Linked DNA regions of Mus musculus: region 2 is linked to region 1. The links are chromatin loops, found by intact Hi-C in ENCODE. Cell type or tissue: heart. All regions are shown on one strand. Links, peaks and the distances in the headings refer to the core of each region. The heading gives the core; the rest is flanking DNA.

Region 1 (9,940 bases), core at 768-8,767:
AAGCTTGCACCAACATGCCTGTCAATATTTTGCTTTTCTGGAAGTAACCTAAAAGTTCCAATTATAAGGCAAAAAAACAACCCCATCTATAAATAAGTGAATACTCAGCTTACTTATCTCATAAATAAATTTGTTCTGCCTCCAGGACAGTGTTCATCTCTATCACAGACTGTGTCATATATATATATATATATATATATATATATATTATATACCATATTTCACATGTCTATTTTTCCAAACATTTCTCAGACATAGCATATATACAACTACAGGATCTCAATTGTTTTAAACAGGAAGGCAGCTTTTGGCACAAGCACCTATAGAACTAAATGTGTGCTTCAAGAAACACATACACACACACCCCTCATGAAGAAGTGCAGCACACTATTCAAAAGTATGAGGCTCTCTTCCCACTTAAGAGCATTTAGGTATGATGGCTCCTGCTATATCCCAATAGTCAGGAAACTAAAGTAGGAGAACCACAGATTCTAGACAAGCCTTGGCAAAGGCCTTGTCCCTAAATAAATAATCACATTTTCCATCATGTGGCACTAGTTTTAAGGTATGGATTCAAAAGTGTCCTTATTGTTCTAGGCTTCACCAACAACTCCAAGCTTCCTACCCATCGATGGGCAGTTTCCTGAAAGCACACTCTGTGTCTGACAACTAAGAAAGCAGAGGCAAGCGAGTAGCACGGGGCTTGTCACTCAGGGTCACAATCCAAAACAGGCAACTGCACCCCTTACAGTGATGGCCCCCCAACACCCATTCCAAACACACAAGCACTCTTATCACTGCTCATTCCCTCACCCCACCCCACCTTTCCAAGACAGGGTCTAGCTATGCAGCCCTAGCTGGCTGGGAATTCACTATGTACACCAGGCTGTCCTCAAACTCACTCACCCATGTATTTTTAATTTTTTTTCAAGGCAACTTCAAATCAATGTTGCTGTTTGTTTTTCTTTCTTGACAGAAGGTAGTATTCAATCTAGGGCCTCTTGAATACTAGGCAAACCCTCTACCACTGAGCTACATCCCTCCCCCATGCATTTCCAATTCAAAAACTCCAGCAGCAGGTTAGCCTAATAAATTCCATTTACATCTCCACTGAAGCTGTCACCATCACTTCAAATAACTATAAAAATAGACTTTTGTACCCGCTCAACACTATATAATACTAAAAGCAATTTCGACCTAGCCAAAATAGAACATTACAATTCAAGGGAAAAGTCTCTAAAGACAGTGCGTGTGCATGCACCCAGCGCTATACTAGAATGAAGTTCCAATACAGATGAAGCTGGTTAGAACAAAAAGAATGAGATGTTCTTTAATCTGCATCATGTGGCTCTTAATCAGGATGGTAAGTTCCCAAACCCTGTGTAAAACTGCAACTGTTTAATTAGAGAAACAAAAACCCCAAGTTCACATTTAGACAAAGCAAGACCACCATGCCTGATCCCATAACTGTCTCTATTGCTAGACTTTAGCATGCAGAACTCAAAGCAGCCCCAACATTGTTTCTTTCAAACACAGGTAACTAATTTCCACATATTTGGATAAACCCAGTAAAATATATACATCCAAAAGAACAGCAAAAACATGTCTCTTTACTTTAGTAGTTTATCTGTAATGATCTAAGTATTAATTTCTGCTAACTTCAGATTGGCATAATCAAACAACTATTAATATCACTTCAAAAGATGACAAAATGAGCCAGTTTTAACTTTATGAACTGCAACCAAGATTTAAGGCTGGAGGACCTGACCCTCCACTGTTACCTCTTCAAGGAGGCTCCGCTAATCCACTTAAATTTGCATCCATCACTTCCTCAAACTCTCCAGCCCTTAATCTGCTTCCTCTAATCCCAGGCCACTGGTGCACTGTCTAAGGCTGCCTGCCTCTCGGTCAAGGCAAAATAGGTGTGGTGTCCACACCCGAAATCCCCAGAAGACAGGGATGACACAGGACAGTCGGGGCCACACATGGCGCTAACTTCAAGGCTCAAAAGAGGAATGTAAACTCCAGGAGAGGAAATATTTTTGGTTTAGTCATTAGTACATGGAAAGAACTCAACACTGCCTTACAGACAGATACTCAACAATGTATGCTGTGTGGTGCTGTAAGCACTTGAGGGATATGAACTTATGGAGATATCTCTGACATTTAATGGAAGTGAGATGAACAATTTCTAAGATGCAATGACTTTAGAGATTAAAGCCATAAAAAAACTGAAAAAACAAAACTGAGAAATCAGAGAACATTCTTTGTGTTTTGGTGGGGGGTTTTTTGTTTTGTTTTTCCAAGATGAGGTTTCTCTGTGTAGCCCTGGCTGTCCTGGAACTCTGTAGACCAGGCTGGCCGTGAACTCAGAGATCCACCTGCCTCTGCCTCCTAAATGCTGGGATTAAAGCAGAGAAAGTTCTTAAAAAGTGAGAGGGTTGGTAAGAAGGCTTAAAGAGAAAGGCATTTGCCCCCGGTCTGGCATCTGGCAGGTAACCTGGATTCCATCTCGCTGGCCCACAACCAGCTCCTCCAAGTTGTCCTGGGATCTTCAATCACACAACTGTGAAATTTACCAACACACACACACACATTCATGTATTCTCTCTCTCTCTCTCAAAATGTAATTTATTTTGTATTTTATGTATGCTGGTGTCTTGCCTGCATGTGTAAGGGAGTCAGATCCCTGGAACAGGAGTTACAGACAGTTGCGAGCTGTCTTGTAGGTGCTTGGAGCTTAACCCCAGTCCACTGGAAGAGTGGCCAGTGCTCTTAACCACTAAACCATTTCTCCAGGCCCTGCAAATGTAATTTTAAAGAAAAAAAAAAGGTGTTTAAAGTGTGAAGTGTAGAGGATGGTGGTACACACCTGAAATCCCAAATGTGCTTGTGAGCCAGCCTAGGCTACATTTTTTTTTTTTAAAGTAAGTGTGGGAGCCTGCCATGGTGCCTGAGGCAGGGGCAAGAAGATGCATGCTTCAAGGAGTTCCAGGCAAGCCAGGCAATGGTGGCCCATGCCTCTAATCCCAGCACTCAGGTCTATCTCTTAGAGATCAGCCTAGACTGCAAAGCAAGTTCCAGGACAGCAGGGCTATTACACAAAGAAACCCTGTCAAAAACAACAACAACAACTAAAAATCCAAAACTAACCCAGGCTTGAGAGTGCACCTGAGAAGGCAGAGACAGGTAGATCTCTCTGAATTAGGAGACCAGCCGGGACTACACAGTGACTTTCAGGATTGTCACAATTGTGTAAGAGACCCTGTCTGAAAAAGAATACAAAAACAAAAACAAAAGCTACAAGTCACACTTGAGAGCTGACTCCTTCCTTACAAATGCTTACCTATCCCAGAAGACGACACAGGTTCAGTCCACAGTACCCACATGGCAGCTCACAACTGCCTCCATCTCCAACTCAGTGCCCTGGTCTGGTTTTCCTCAGGGCTCCTGCACACATGTGGTACACAACCACACAAGCTCACATATACACACATAAATTTTAAAAAGTAAATTTAAAAAAATGTCTAAGCCTATAAGCCAGGAGTGACAGATACAAGCCTTTAAGCCCAAGGCTACAAATTTGTCTCAAAACAAAGAAAGCAAACAAAATTTTGAGCAGCCTGGTCTACAAAGTAGATGCTGCCCCTCGAACCACTAAACCCAATAAAGAGGAAAGGAAGGCAGGGATATGAATTAACCCATGATGACTCCCAGTGCAGTCACTAACTAGGAGCTGAGGATGTAGCTACAACGTGTGCCTAGCATGCAGACAAGCTCTGAATGACCACCCCAACACTGCATAAAGTAGGCAGGTGCACACTTACAATCCCAACAGTTGGGAGGGGGTTGGGCAGGCACACCAAAGTTTCAAGGACAAGAACAATCGGATACAAAAGATCTGAACTCAAAAAATAAAGGCATGGTTGTGGACAGGTAGCTCAGCAGTTAAGAGCACTGGCCGCTCTTGCAGAGGACCTGGGCTCAGTTCCCAGCATCCACACAGTGGCCCAATGACCGTCCATAACTACAGCTCTAGGGCATCTGGCCTCCTCTTCTGACCTCCACAGGCACCAGACAGACAAGAGGTATGCATAAACAAATTAAACTTGTTTTTCCAAGACAGGGTTTCTCTGCGTAGCCCTGGCTGCTCGGTACAGCAGCAGACTGCCTGTCTGCCTCCCCGGTGTTAGGATCAAAGGTGTACACCACCTCTGAACAGTACATGTGTAGCCCAGGCTGGCCTGTAACTCATGATCCTCCTGCCTCAACCTCCTTCAGTTAATCCTACCACCATGCTTCACCACAAGCTAACTTTTTTTTTCAAAAGTGATCATAAACTAACAGCTAATAACACAAATAAAAAAGGATTAACAATTTTTTAACAGCCAGAAAGTTTTAGAACAGTTCCTTCAGAAACCATGGATCTGCACTGGCATTATACACTACAGACCCCCAAACATCTTCATACACAGTCTCAGTGCAAGCTCATGTAAAATTCAAATACAAGGGCTGAAGAGGTTAAGAGCACTTGTTGTAAGTCTACTCCCTATATAGACCAGGCTGGCCTCAAGTTCCAAAGATTCACTTGCCCCATCTCTTGGGCTGGGATGAAAGGCATGTGGCACCAAGCCCGGCATGGCTGCTCTTGCAGAGGAACCTAGCACCTACATGGTGGCCTCACAACTATCCCTAACTCCATCCCAGGGGATCCAGAGCCCACTCCTGGTCTCTGTGGGCATCAGTAAAGTATGAAGACACTTACAAACATGCACACAAAACATCCATACACATAAAAAACAATCCTGGAAAACTTCAAAGAGACATAATCAAGAGGGACAGGATGAATGGCTCAGGGTTAGAAAGGCTGGCTGCTCTTGCAGAGGACCACATGGTGTTCACTGCAGTCTGTCACTGCAGTTCTAGGGAATAAAGGGCCCTCTTCTTCTGGTCTCTGTGGACCCTGGGCACACATACCATACAAACGGGCAAAGCACTTATACATACAAAAATAAATCTTTAAAAGTAGAAACGACCAGGAAACGTATCCATGAAAGCACATGCCTTGTTGAATGCAACATCCCCAAGAGCATCCAACAAGTCCACAGAGCCCATCCCCCAAAGAGCTGCCTTCTTGGCTCCAGAACCCACTGAGTCTTCTGAGAAATAGCATGGCACAGCTTGTGAGAGCCATAAAACCTTAAGAGTCCTTGACCTAGTGAAACCACTCCTGGGCACTTTCTCTAGGGAAAAATTAAGATGAAACAAAAAGCTCCGAGTATGAAAAAGTTCACCATACCACCTCCACAAAACCAGGAACGTCAAGACCAAAGTCCGAGCCGGCAGGGAGAAACTTAGTTTAGCAGGTACACTACTGTTTAAAAAAAAAAAAAAAAAAAAAAACCCTCCCGATTAAAGGGGAAGCCTCGATCCCACAAGAGCACAGCCTCACAAAAGGTCAAAGTTAAGAGTAAGAAGTAGAATCTCCAGTGCAACTGTGTAACATTCTTTTTTTTTTTTTTAAGATTTATTTATTACATGTAAGTACACTGTAGCTGTCCTCAGATACTCCAGAAGAGGGCATCAGATTTCGTTACAGATGGTTGTGAACCACCATGTGGTTGCTGGGATTTGAACTCAGGACTGTCGAAAGAGCAGTCGGCGCTCTTAACCACTGAGCCATCTCGCCAGCCCGTAAGATTCTTAAAAAGTGATCACACACAGTTCTTTTCTAAGAAAGTGGCCTCTTGAGTGTTGACAAGAAAAAACTCTTCTCAAAAATCACAAAATTCCATTCACACAAAAATCAAGTCAGACCCAGGCTGCCTGAGTAGCAAAAGCAAGGCCCTGGGTTAGGCTCCAGGCTCTGGGCAGGCCCAGAAGTGAAAGACTGCTTTAGTGAGCTTCTAGGCTGGGAAGAACATTTTGCTATCTCAAACATGACGCCTTTTCTTTTTTAAGTTTATTTACTGTGGAGGAGGGGAACATGCCCTGGCAGGTGTGTAGAGGTCAGAGGACAGCTTGCAGCAGGAGTCAGTTGCTTCCTGCTGAGGTGGTGGTGGTGGTGGTGGTGGTGGTGGTGGTTGGTGGTATGGGAATCCCAGTTGATTGCCCTTACCCCCTGAAGCACCTCACCAACCCCAATGCTACACCTCCTTTCCTCAGTGCAGCCAGTCCTATTTTAAATCACACACACACAAAAGCAAAACTCTACAAGTTATAATGGATTTACAAGGAACCCACAGAGACAGTAATGAGAGAATGACATTAACCAAGGCTCTGTACAGAACAAACTCACACATTCTGAGTACCAGTATTGGACGAAAACTCTTAAAAAAAAAAAAACCTAGGCTTCAAGTGAAAGAACTTGAAGCAAGGAAGACTCGAAATGCCTTTCACTTTTGCAGCACCTCAACTGCAGAAAAAGATTGCTGGCACTCACACCCTGCTCACCTCCCTGTGGAGTCAACTCAGCTACCATCTAATGTTTAAGCCTAAAGAGAGCTGGTGAAGCCTAGGAACTTTAGCTTTAATTTGTATTTGAGTGAAAGTGACATACACGTCACTTTCTGATAACTAAAGAGAAAACATGAAAAAGCAAAGAAAAACAGGATGCATCCTTAAAGTTACATTTAAGTATCTTTTCGTTTTTCACTAAAAGTCAAGGACAGAAAAGAAACAACTTACAAAACCCTAACTTCACAGAGATGGGGAAATAAAATGATGGTTTAACTTGAACGAGGCAAGCTAAGCAGGGTTTGAAATGCCTCATGTTAGGGAAAATTGGGAGTGTGGAGGAATAAAGTAAAAAACATACTGTTCCCAGAAGAATTCCCTAAAACCTCGGCTCTGATTCACCCTAGGGGTTAACTTCTGCTGTAGAGGAACACTCTCTGGAAACGGACAGCAGGACAATGCGGCTAAGAAGAAAACTCCGTACAAGAAAAATCCCCTTGCCCACCTCCTAAGTCCTGGATGTCTATTTAAGGAGGAGGCTGCTCCAGGCCCTGCCAGCCAGGCCTAGGCCAGAGGGAGGCACAGTAGTGCCTGTAACACAGGGGCACAGGGGAAAAGGACTTGCATGCCCTTGGTAAGCTCTGGCGGCGGCGTTTCCCAAGTTAAGGACACCGGCCACAATGGAATGGAGTCTATTGGCATCTGCCTCTCCGTTTTAACACTAAGCATTTTCTTAGTTCGTGAAATACGAACTGACAAGCACCCCCACCACTCCCCACCCCCGCACGCACACACCCTCCAGAGTCCAGTCACACAGGACAGCACCCCAGCCTACCAACGAGATCGGGCCCAGGGAAGGGGAGAGGGGGACCAGGGCGCAAGCCAACACTCGGGAGTTGTTGCCTTCGGACCCGCACCAACTCCTCTGTTGCGGCGCCTCACCCCTAAAAATTGCAGGAACTGGGCCGGGGGGGGGGGGGGTTGGGAGGGAAAATGCGGTGCGTGTCCAGAGCCCGCGGCCAACCCACCTCAAGAGTCCGGCCCTCGCCCACCTCTATTCAAAGGCGCCTTCTGCTCCGCGGACGAGGAACAGCAATGCGGATCGGCCACCACCCGCGCGCAGGGGACCTTGCGGGGAAGGAGGGAGGCGGGCCTGGAGGGAGCCGGGCACTCCCACCCCTTCCCCAGTTGGGGGGGGGGAGGGGAAGAACGGCCCGCTGCGGGAACCCCGCCGCCCCAGATCTAAAGGGGGATGGGTGCGTTAGGCCGCTGGCACCCACCTCGCCTCCGTCGCCCACCTTCCCAGGGTCTGCGGGGCGGGGGATAGATATGCAGGACACCCGGCTTGACCCTACCTGGGGCGGCTGGGCCTCAATCTCCCCTCCTCCCTCCCGACTCCCCACCCGGCAAAGAGGCTCATTTCAGGAGAGGATCCCCCCACCCCCTGCGACCCGCACCCAGGCTCAGCCGCCCTTCTATCGGGGGGGGGGGCGCAGCAAGGGGGTGGGGCGGGATACCAATCGCCCCTGGCACACCCGGGAGGGGCAGGGGGCCGCCAGGGCCGTCCATCTTGGCCGTCTGGGGGGAGGGGACGCGATGGTGCGGGAGGCTGGACACGGCCCGAGAAGCCCGAAGGAATCTGCCGGCGCCTCCCGCCCCTCCGCGGGCCCCCCGGCACATCGCGAAGCCGGCCGGTCACGGGGCGCGAGGCGGGGGAGGGGACGAGCGGCGCGGGATCGGCCCGGCGCGGAGGGGGCTGGGGGAGCTGACACCCACCTGCCCAGGCCGGGACGCCCGCCGCCCGCGGCCGCCGAGGAAGACGCCACCGGCGCGGCCGGGGCCGGCACCACGGAAGCCGAGGTCACCGCGGCCGAGGCCGGCGCGGCGCCGGGCGACGAGAGCAGGCCGCCGCCGGGCTTGCGGCCAGTGGCGGGCGCGGGCGGCTGCGGCTGCGGCTTCAGCGACATGGTGAGCGGCCCATACACCGGCTCGCACGCCGGGCGGGGACAGCCGGGTGCCGGGCGCGCCGAGGAGGAGACGCCGGAGCGCGGCGGGGACGCGCGGACGCCGGGCGGGCAGGCGCGGGCCGGCGTGGCCGCGGGGGCCAGAGGCAGCAGGACAACGACGAAGGGGCGGGGAGGCCCGCAGACACCGAGCAGCCGCCGGGAGCCGGGCCGGGACGCGCCGTGGCCGTTGCTACCAAAACAGTCTGAGGCGCAGGGTGGCGAGCGCGGCCCGCGGGGAGGGGCGCCGGGGCCGCGCGGGGGAGGGCCGGCGGAGGGATACGCCACCGCGCCGCCCCGCCCGCCGCGCCGCGCCGTCCGCGGGAGCGAGCGCCGCGCGGCCCAGCCCGCCGGGCGGCGCGGCTCGGGGTCCCCCGCCGCGGGCCGCTGAGCGGCGGCGGTGGACGAACGCATGGGACCCGGGCTGGCGGACGCGGACGGGGTTGACGCGGGCCTGGAGGGCGCGGAGATGCGAAACAGACCCGGGGCGGGGGAGGTGTCGGGGGTGGGGGGGGGGACTCTTTACCGGAAGTCGGAAGGGTCAGGCGGAAGTCGAACGTGAGACGGCCCGGGGGGCCGATCAGGGACACGTGAGGAGCGGGGCGCAGCGCTGGGCCGCGTTCGCTCTCCCCGGGGTCGAACTAGGGCCGTGGAGGGGGCCAGGAGGGATCCGCCCTCGCCAAGGCGGGTCTGAACTTCGGGATCTGCTTCGGGGACGGGCGCCGTGAGCTGCTCGGGTGTCCTCGACCCCCTTGGAGGACCTTGATTTCACCCCACCCCCACCCCACCAAATCACAACTTAGAGGATGGCCTGCGGGCACCTTCGGGGCGGGGACCTGCAATCGGGGCCTGGCACACAGTAGGCCCCCAGGTGCCACTGCGTGCCGACTTGCCCTGCCAGCGTGGGGAAGCTTGCCGCCTCAGAAGCCACCGCCAGCTGCTTCACTTTGCCCCACTTTATTCACCCCGGCGAACTGTTGGGTCTCTGACCTTCATTTGAACCCTCTTTTTTTTTTTCCCCCTAGCTCGCTCGGACTTCTTAGTTCCTCCTTCAGGGGACCCGAAGGGAAATGGACCTGATTGGTAGTAGAACTGGGTGATGGGGTCTCCCTCGGTGAAGACTAAACAGACTTTCCCAAGAATGTCAACTTTAGACCTTGACCCCTTTTAAAAACTTTTACTTTAACTCGGGAAGGCCACCAAACACTGGTCCGTTTTTTTTTTTAAGGTGTTGTAATTAAATTGGAAACAAATGGTTAACTTTTTTCAAATGAGTTTAAATTGGTTTTTTTTTTTTTCTTTCTTTTCTAAGTGAAATTGCTTAAGAAGGTGATGGGCCGAGGGAAAAAAAAAAACCCTCAACCTATTAAAGTCATTCCAGTGAATTAAAGGCAGGCATGGTGTTCTTGCCTGTAGTACGAGCACTTGGGAAATGGAAGGAGGATTAGACAGTCAAGGTCATCTTCACCTTCATGAGGGAA
Region 2 (9,940 bases), core at 578-8,577, 55 kb after region 1:
CATCTCACCAGCCCGTAATTGTATTTCTAATAGCCTTGGGGCTACAACCTCGCCAACCACACCCTAGGAGCCATATCTGAATTTGAGGCATAAAACCCACAAAACTGGCATCGCAGTTTCTCTAGCCGTCTGCAGCAGAGAGGTGTCTAGCATCTTAACTTTTACCTGCGCACTGAACTTGATCAGTACCATGTACTGATTCGGAGTAGAGTCCCTGATGATTTTCATTTGTTCAATTACATCATTGAATGGGGCAACAAACTTCATAAGGTCATGACTGGTCATGGTGGCAGGGACGGTGAGGACACACAGCATGGCACTGCGCCGAACGTCTTCTTTTAGGGAGGTCATCTTACTAAGAGGAAGACAATGAGACCGTCTTGAAAAGTCTGGAGAACAACAACCAAATGACTCTTTTGTCTGAGAAAATGTAAAAAATAAAATGGCTAGTATTTTACAAATCAACTCAAATATTTAACTGGTGAATTTGCTTGAAACACACACTATGGGTACCTGGGTCCTTTTCCACGTGTCTGCAGTGCACTTTATGGCAAGCCCTAAATGTTCTACATTACCCCCACCAGAGTTTTCAATCTTAAAAAAAGGTATTGGATTAGTTCCTTGAGAATTTCACACAATGTATTTTGCTTGTATTCACCTCACACAGCACCTCTCCAGAATTATTAATCTTGATTTAATCAGTTATTAATTTAGACTACTACACTCAGTGTTTTATTCTTTTCAAAAGGTATTTATTTTTATGGGTATGAGTGTGCCTACACATATGTCTGTGCACCACACGCAGGCCTGGTGCTTAGAAGAAAAGGCATGGACCCCTGAAACTAGAGTTAAAGATGGTTGTGAGCCACCTTGTGGGTGCTGGAAAATGAACCCAGGTCCTCTGCAAGAGCAGCCAGTGCTCTTAACCTCTGAGCCATGTCTCCAGTCCCATGTTTAACTGAGGCACAGTGCAACTTTGACGTTTGTCTTAAGAGCTCCAGAAGAAGAGTGAGCGCAAGTCTATGCAACAATTCTAACCTCCGACAATGGGACTGAGATTAGAAAAAGTACTGTTGGTCTGAACAGCTTTGAGGGAGGGAGAGTGCAATTTGCTTTTGATATGCTGAAAACAGACGTGATGGCTGGGATCCAAAACGGCTACCTGAGGACTGGCTGCTTCCCAGCTTCCCTGGAGGGACATGGCAGGCAAGTTAGGGCAAAGACAGTTGTTGAGACATCAACAAATTATTGTATTGAGAGCTGAAGACCCAGCTGGTGGGTTATCTGTCTAAGTGCCTCCTTTCCTTGGGCTTCCAGAAGAAAGCTTTTTCGAGACAGGGTTTCTCTGTGTAGCCCTGGCTGTCCTGGAACTCACTCTGTAGACTAGGCTGGCCTCGAACTCAGAAATTCGCCTGCCTCTGCCTCCCAAGTGCTGGGATTAAAGGAGTGCGCCACCCCGCCTGGCTGCTTTTTCTTTTTTAAACAGAGGGAAAAAAATTGTAAAAGCCAGGCCTAATGGTGCACACCTTTACAGACCTTGTCTCAAACAAACAAACAAACAAACAAACCATCAAAAACCCTAAAACAAAATAAAGAAGTCACGAAAACAGGCATGTCAATTACTATCACCTGGCTCCTGCGGTTTAGTACAGACATAAGCACAAGGTGCTTTGACTCCTTTTGTTTTCAGTCCCCACCCCAATCAATACCCATGCCTAACGGTTAATAGATTATTTCCCAAGCATTTCTGACGTGCATCTACATGTTTATTATTGAGTAAGGAGAGCTTTGGCCCAATCTACACTGTCAAACGCACAACACTCAGAACTCTGTAGTCCACAGTACCTAAGGGCAGTATGTTTGTTGTCAAAGCTTTAGCCTTTGACCTCATTTCGGGCACAGAGTTTTCTCCCTACTCAAAGCAAAAATCAGAGCAGTCTGAAGGAAGCGAGCTGGGCTTACTTTGTCTTGTACAGGTGCATAATGCCGTGGACTATTTCAACAGAAGGGTTGCCACTGAAGAAGGAAATCTGGTCTGGGAGCTGTTTGGATGGAGACTCTGGGGCTGTGTTCACAGACTCACTCTGTTCTCTACTTCTCTGTGCAGAGACAGGGGCTGCTGAAGGCTTCTTTTCTTCCACTGTGTCTCTCACTTCATCTTACAAAGTGAAAATTAGCAGATCACAAACAGCTGGAAATAAGCCTAAGGAGCCTAAGAAAGTTAGAATTTCAAGTGCAAGGGAAATTGTGACAGAGAAACTACAACATTGCATTAAGAACCACATCCCTGCTGGTTATGATGGCTCACGCCTGTAATCCCAGCACCAGGAGGCTGAAGCAGGAAAGCTGCAGATGTAAGAGACCCTGTCACAAAACCCAACAAACCATACTGTTGAACTGTTCGGTTTGGGAGTCTCTCAAGAACATGTACAGCTCTCTTTGCGTAAAAACATCTCCTCATACCCTTGTAAAAAAATCTCTTAACAATGGGGGTGTGGGTGTGGGTGGGAGGGCAATATTTGGAATGTAAATAAATAAAATTTAATAATAATAATAAATCCCTTAACACTCTCAAAACCCAACAGAAGCTCCTCCCACATCCAGCAGCACCCCAACACAAGCAGGCAACATTCACCACTGGCTCCTCGGTGACAAGTCAGGGCTCTCTGAAAACTGAACCTTCCAGTTGTGACCACACCTATGCTATAGATGCAGAAAGCATCCACTTCCTCAGCTGTGTAGGCCGGTAGGGCAGGGACGGGGCAGCAGGCTTCCCCGGGAACTGCTCCACTGGAGCAGAGTTAGTAGTTATAAGCATTCCCACCAGAGGGAAGAGCCCACTTTGTGACAACCAATCTAGTTTCTCCTGTATTACTCTCTTAAAACAGGGTCTTGGGGTATGTTTCCAAACTCCAGGGTTTACATAACCCTTTCAAAAAAGACAATGAAATATGCTTCACAAATCACATAAAGAACACAAGTGCTGGGGGGAAAAAGCATGCTGGAACTATACCTCAGTTGGGAGAGCGCTAGCCTTACATGTATGAAGCCCTGGGTCTGTGCCCAGCAGGATGCAAACTGGACATACGGATGCATACACATGATCCCACCACTCAGGAGGTGAACGTAGCAAGATTACTTCAAGGCCATACTCATTAACAAATGTACCCAGCCTCAGCTGCTCATCAACCGCAAAAAACACCAAACCAAACCAAACAAACAAAAACCAAAAAACAAAAACCAGCCAGGGGCTCAGAGTACTTGAGCGCGGCCAGGCTTCCTGTGGGCATACCTGCTCTGGCCTTCATGGTCTCAATAATCACATCCGTCATTTCCCGACGGCCAAGGTGCTGGTGGATGATGGCTGCTTTCTCCCCGGCTGACTTCCCTTCTAGACAGGCGACAGCGGAAGCCAATGTCTTCTTTTTGATCTCCTCATCAGACATCTCTCCAGCTGGAGAACACATGAAAGATTAATACCTAATGACAGAACAAATTCCTCTCACTTCTTGGCACATCAATCAATAGCTTTCCTGCTCCTCTATGGCGTGTCCCCCTGGATGAGGCTCTTTTCCAGTGTCTGCCTCTGTCCCTCTACTTATTAATGAATAAGCAGCATTTCAGAAACCCGGAGATGTGACCGAAATTCCTTAACATCAGTTCTGAGGCAGGCACCAGGCCTGTCCAGTACGGCACTCAACCCACACAACCAAGCACACAGTAGGAGTTCTCAGCACCCGATCCACACATCTAAGCACACAGTAGGTACTCTCCCCCTAGGCTTTACTGCATAAATGTCTCCAGGACTGGGCCAGGATGAAGTTACCTGTTTGTGCCTAGTGCCAACTTAACTGACTTTCAGATCTAGGGGTCACTTTGAGCTCTGGAATTTCGCTTGTAACCTTGAAATAAATCAAGTCACTGGAGTCTCAAAGACCAAGAAAGACCACAACACACTCTTCTACTGCAGCTCCAAAGAATGGACCCACAGAGTGTCCAGGATGCCATCCTTCCGAGAACGAGCGCCAGCCCAGCTCTCCAAACTAAGTGTCCGTTTCTCTTTTCCATCAACTTGGGACATTTAGTCCGTATGGCACATATCAGACCAAGTCTGATTCAGGGCATGACAAAACTCTTGACAGATACCAAGCAATCGCCCTCCCACACACACCTTTTTCTCGTCGGTCTTTTGAGACAGGTTTCCGCCCCCCCCCCCCAACCCTGCCTGGCTTCTGGTTGCCTGTCCTCCTGCCTTCACTTCAGGATCCTCAATGCTATCAGGTAAGGTTGTGACGATCACGGGAAGAGCCGAAGCTGCATGACCCACTAAGGAAGTCTGTGGCCGGTGGTGAAGACGTCAGCCTCTCGGTCCCCGGCTGGGCTAAAACTCGCGTTTCCAGCCACTCACACCTAACTTTGGGCAAATCCTTTCCCCACCGGTCTGTCTGACTGCCAGCTTGGGAAAGGCGCACAGCATCGCCCCCGCGCCCTGGGCCGCGCTTTCTCGCAGCGAGGGCGACGTCGAGCAGAGGCGCCCGGCAAGTCCGGGGGCCGGTGGAGCGAGGGCTGCCGACCCTCCGGCCCGGCGCGAGGCCGCCGACTCACCGGCGGCGCTGAAGCCGAAGTCGGTGGGGACCGGCGAGTGACCCGCGAGCTCCAGTCGGATGACCACCAGTGACACACTCATAGGACAGGCGCTGCTCGGCGTGGGCCCCGGTGGGCTGACGGAAGGCTGCGGCCCGAGCCCAGAGGCCGAGCGGCCCGCGGTCGGCAGCGCCGCCACCGCCTCAGAAGCCGCGGCCGCCGCCTCAGCAGCGGCAGCCCCCGTCGCGCGCAGCCTGCCGAGCCACAACAACCTCCGCTTCCGCCTGTCGGCCGCCGTCTCTGACCCGCCGGGTCGCGCACGCGCACGCGGAAAGGGGCGAGGCCCCGGGCGCGCATGCGCTTTCGACAGCTGCTTCTGCCCCCTTGGCTGACCGTCTGGACAGGGTCCGAGGAGCGTGCGCAGAGCACGCAAAGACGCCTGGCTCCTATTTTGCGTTTGACCCCTCTCTACGTTTGTCCTCCTTAGTTTTCCCGCAGGGCTCACCGAGAGTCTATGGGTCCGCAGAGACTCTGAGGCTTCCTGGGTCTTCGACCTCAGGGTTGTAACTTTCTGCAGGTATGGCGAGGGGCTGGCTAGGAGCGCAATGACTTCACAGATAATCCACTGAGAGCCGGGCACTGCGGGGCTGCGTGGGATGATTATTTTTGCGGACACAGAAAACAGCCCCAGACAGGACAAGCTTCAGCACTCGTGCGATCCTGAGCTAGTTATTGCATAACCACTCGGTTGTGTGATACAAAACGCTGTGTAAGAGACAGGGATACGCTGGGAAGCCTATAGGTCATGGTTAAATTTGGTTTTGTGGTTTGGATGTGTTTGGTTTTGTTTTATTTTTTGTTTGTTTTTGTTGTTTTCTTCTCCAAGTCAGAGTTGCTCCAAGTACGCCTAGCTGTCCTAGAACTCACTCTGTAGACCAGGCTGTCCTCGAACTCAGAGATCTGCCTGCCTAAGCCTCTGGAGTTGTGGGATACAGCCCTGCCCTACCACCGTCTGGCCATTGTTTAGTTGTTTTGAGGTTTTGAGTTGTTCTGAGACAAGGTCTTGAGTAGCCCAAGATACTGAGAACCCTATATATTGGAGAAAAGATAATCTATGTTCTCTACGTATTGGAATCAGATGTCCTTGAACTTCTGACCCTCCTGCCTTTTCCACCTCATCAGTGCCAGGGTTACTTCCAGGCTTCTGCTGAAGGCTTTGTGCTTCACAAGATGGCAGGATAGAACTAACTCAAGATTGTCCTCTGTGCAGGTGCTATAGTGAGCACACACACTGAGGAATGCACTTAAGGGTTAGAATGCTTTAGGTATAGGCTCTGGGTTCAGTGTCTAAAATACACACACACATACACACGATATAATCGAAACAATGTTCAGGACACACACACACATAAGAGAAAGAAAGAAGGAAAGAAAGAAAGGAAGGAGAAAAGAAAGAAAGAAAGGGAGAAAGAAAGGAAGAAAGGCCAGGTAAGATTAGTGCATATATGGAGAAAAAATATGACATGTCAGGAAGGACAATATTGTGTACATGCTATAGTGTAAGAGGTCTGGGAGAGGCCATGGATACAAATGGTACCTGTAACAGGAACATACAATATATAGAGGTGTTTATACTATTTTCTATGTAATATGTCTTAAAGCCTTTTAATGCCAAGATTTCCCAACTTCTGCTCAACTTTCACTTTCTATAACCCTTTTGGGGTGCGTGTATGTGTGTCTGTGAACCATAGACCTCAGTGGTACTGTCACCTGGTGGTGACCACCAAAAAAAGCATAGATATCACCAAATCATACCCCTCATGGGGAAAAATGGGCATATATGAAAGTGGACAAGCCATCCACAGAGTGTAGATCATCTGACTGTGTCAGACACTAGTTTATGGTGCTGAGATTGACCTAGAGTCTTCATCGTGCTAAGAACAAGCCATTCTGCTGAGGCACACCCCCAAGTCACGTGTTAGGTAACCCTAAATAGTGTGACACACACTAACTTGATAGCTCTACATTCTTTACCTTAGGCAATGGTTACCCCCCCCCCCCACCTTTGCAATAGGTACTGAAATTATCCCCATTTTACAGAGGAGGAAGCTGTGGCTCAGAGAGGGTAACATACATAGGACCTCACTGTCAATGGATAGCAGAGTCACGCTTGGAAACCAGTCAAACACAAGATCTGTTATGTCTTTACTACACCATGTCTGTAATATAAAACTATACACCATGTAGATGTTTATGAAATATGATCGAGGCAGGAAGCCTACATTAGTCTAACCTCATTCTGATTGACAAGGAGAAAACAAAGATGCTCTGTGGTATAGAAGATGCCAGTCCCAGGAAACTAGCATTGCTAACCAGGAGGGGACAAGGAGTCACAGCTCTTCCTGGATGTCAGCCACTCAAACATGGCTCTTCCCTCCCTGCACCCTCTCTCCCTTTTCTTGCTGGCTAGCCTGGGCTAGCTTGGACATTCAAGGCTGCCCTGCCTCTGCCTCTCATGTGCTAGGGATACAGCCATGCATCCTCAGGACTCCATGCTATTTTCTGATCTATCCAGTTTCTCATCCTTCAGGTCATCTAGCCTGAGGTGCTGTTCTGATTCTAGCACCGAGCCCCAAGAGATGGCTGTCTAAAAGACAACACAATCCTTGTCTTGTGGGGCTTACCATAGAAGCAGTTAGGAGAACAGTTAGTGTTTGTAGAGGTTAAATACTCCACTACAGTTATGAAAAAGGGCCATTGGGGGTGGGAGCCCACCACAAAACTGCCACAGTCAGCAATGGGGAAAAGAAATAAAATCTACAGAGAAGAGGGCAAGGCTGATGTGTAACAGCGAGTAGAAATTCACCAGCCAGGTGAAGCAGGGGAACAGCTCTGGTCTGGTGGCACAGCAGGTGCCAAGGCCTGGAGAGAAGGGGGACAGACAGAGAGTGCTTACCTAGTGTGCACAAAGGCCAGATTCCCCAGGGATACACAACACAGAAGTGGCAGCATAAGCCTGTAACCTCTGCCTCCGCATCAGGGTGTTGTCCTTCATAGACTTTGGCCTCGGCATGGAAAGACGAAAATTGAGAGAGGCTCATGAGTCTGGAGTTTGGGGTTTGTTTTGTTTTGTTTTAAGTACAAAACGCAGCCAAATTTTGATGAATCGGTACATCTTGAGATTTTCATGGTTTACTATTTGATCTTTTGTTAGCTGGGCACAGCGGTCCATATGTCCCTCCCATGCCAGCTATGTAAGGAGACTAAGGCAGGAGGATTGCCTGGACCCAAGCACCTGAGACAGCTTGGGCTACAGAGCAAGATTTTTTTTTTCTCAAGAATAAAAGAGAAAAAAGACGAAAAGTTCCCGTTTTAGGCCTTGGTTTTGTTTGCTAGTCAGTTTCTGTGTCTATTCAGACTTTGTTTCTGTGTCTGAGATAGGGTCTCATGTAGCCCAGGCTGGCTCAGAGACACTGAGACCCCCCCCCCCGCCCCCGCCTCTGTCTCCCTGGTGCTGAGATTATAGGTGTGGCCCTGCAAGCCCCCCCCCAAAAAGCCTACTTTCTGATAGTTGAATAAGAGGGCCTCCAGATTTAGGAATCCGGACCACTTGGTGTTCTAGTGATGGGGTCCAGAGACAGTTTACCTCTCAGGGCTCTGGACCCAGTCAGTGGATCGATCCCACAACAGATTTGTATTGAGATATCTTTGTTGGGAGCTGTTGCATCCTGAGAGGTTCGGACCAGCTAGAGGAAGCAAGTCACTAGTGTGTGCCCTGGAGTCCTGCCCTGGCCGTTTCCTATGTTCCCTCTCTGCTTCCTGCTTGGCCCTGAAGTACAAACCTCGTTTCTGTCATGATGCTCTGGCCAAGTGCATGGAGCTGCGTGCACAGCCACGAAATAAGCTCTCTGAAACTGTGCCCCAGAACAAATCCTTCCCTTGTGCTACTCTGTCAGGGAGTGGGTCAGCAATGAAAAAGGTTACTAACACACAGGTTCTTTAAGTTTTCCAGGTCAGCTACTATCTCCTGCAGTTGGACTATCACACACTGTTTCCAATGAAGGTTTTAAATGGGGATAAGACAGGCTGGTGGTGCAGGACTTTAATCCTAGCACTTGGAAGGCAGAGGCAGGTTGACCTCTGAGTTTGAGACCAGCCTGGTCTACGGGGTGAGTTCCAAGACAGCCAGGGCTACATGGATAAACTCTGTGTCAAAAACAAAACAAAAACAAGCTAACCATGAAAACAAAATGGGGTTAAGATGTGGTCACATCTGCGGCTTTGAAGGATTTCTCTGGCTGATGAGGGAGGAAGGAGGAAGGAGCAGGGAGCCACCAGGGTCCTGAAGAGACATCTGCAGTGAGAGAAGAAGGCAGGAGATTGGGGTCTCAGGAGCGAGCACAGACAGGGCTGAGGCAGGTGAGTTGGGACAAGGAAAGTCAGGGCTCAAACCCCCTTTTCAGTGGTGATAGCAGTTGAGGGTGAAGGCCCATGTGAACAGTCATTGAAGCCAGCTGTGGGTGGGGCTTGAGCATTGGTTGGACCTCAGCCGGGAGCTGTGGGTGACACCCAGCTCAGGGATACCCTACCCTAACCTAACCCTAACCCTGGACAGAAGCCGTGCCTCAGGCTGCCCTGAACCTTCTCCCCACACAGCCTCCATCTCACCATGTTGGTAAGAAGACTTTTCCAGCCTTCCACTCTGCACTGGGCATGGAGGACCACGGCCCTGAACCATCCCCTGGGCAGGCATCAGGGAGGCCTCCGCTGGACACATTCTGGAGGCCGAAGCTACAGAGCAGTCATTTTTGACACGGGCGGAGTTCTCGTGCCTTCTCCAGGGACAGTGGCTGTGGGTAAGCTCCTTATTCTTCTTAACTCTTAGGAAGTAGGAGTGGGAAAATGGAGACAGATAGGCCTGAGGGTCAAATTCTAAGCCCCACTTAAGGGCAGTGTTTGAGGCAAATTATTCAGCTGCCCAGAGTCAGGTTTGCTTGTCAGTAAATTAGGCTAATAATAGATCCTCCCTCCTGGGTTTTGGGGGAAGAGTTAAAGGAAATGACTTATGCAAATCGGGTAGATCAATTGTTAGCAGGCATGAAGCCCTGGGTTCAGTCCTTAGCACCTCATAAGCCAGGTGTGGCATTTGGTGGCTGAAGCAGGAGGATCAGATATTCTGGGTCATCCTCTGCTAAACAGTAAGTTCAAGGATAGTCTGAGCTACATGAAACCTCGTCTATAAACAAATAGAAACATAAGGAACTTTGCCTTCCACCCGGGTATCATGACATGGGCTGTAATGTTCTGCCGTGCCAGTGACCTGAAGTCTCCATCACTGAGTAAATCTTTCTTCCTT

What was found. Hi-C counts contacts between places; a loop is a spot of excess contacts. Peaks named below come from ENCODE experiments on the same cell type or tissue, not always from the same donor. Only the 100,000 strongest peaks of a DNase experiment are listed, where the experiment ranks them.
Region 2: it touches region 1 in a loop (2.8-fold over the local background); 7 of 42 quality-filtered maps call a loop at or near these places.

The regions. Positions count from the first base shown.
Region 1 is chr5:121,710,569-121,720,508 of GRCm38, reverse strand. Atxn2 (ataxin 2) reads right to left here and starts at 8,900. Exons shown (of 25, transcript NM_009125.2): 1 at 8,233-8,900. The coding sequence starts at 8,873. In heart, for the core only: CTCF peaks have their summits at 5,568 (motif pointing right) and 6,990; DNase peaks (open chromatin) are centred at 7,058, 7,698, 7,848 and 8,718; H3K4me3 peaks cover 3,059 bases; H3K27ac peaks cover 2,143 bases.
Region 2 is chr5:121,655,514-121,665,453 of GRCm38, reverse strand. Acad10 (acyl-Coenzyme A dehydrogenase family, member 10) reads left to right here and starts at 4,944. Exons shown (of 21, transcript NM_028037.4): 1 at 4,944-5,161; 2 at 9,241-9,440. The coding sequence starts at 9,254. It overlaps Brap (BRCA1 associated protein), which reads right to left and starts at 4,891. Exons shown (of 12, transcript NM_028227.3): 1 at 4,606-4,891; 2 at 3,293-3,454; 3 at 1,963-2,158; 4 at 166-355. The coding sequence starts at 4,687. In heart, for the core only: no CTCF peak of the experiment used is centred there; DNase peaks (open chromatin) are centred at 4,913 and 8,403; H3K4me3 peaks cover 2,208 bases; H3K27ac peaks cover 1,357 bases.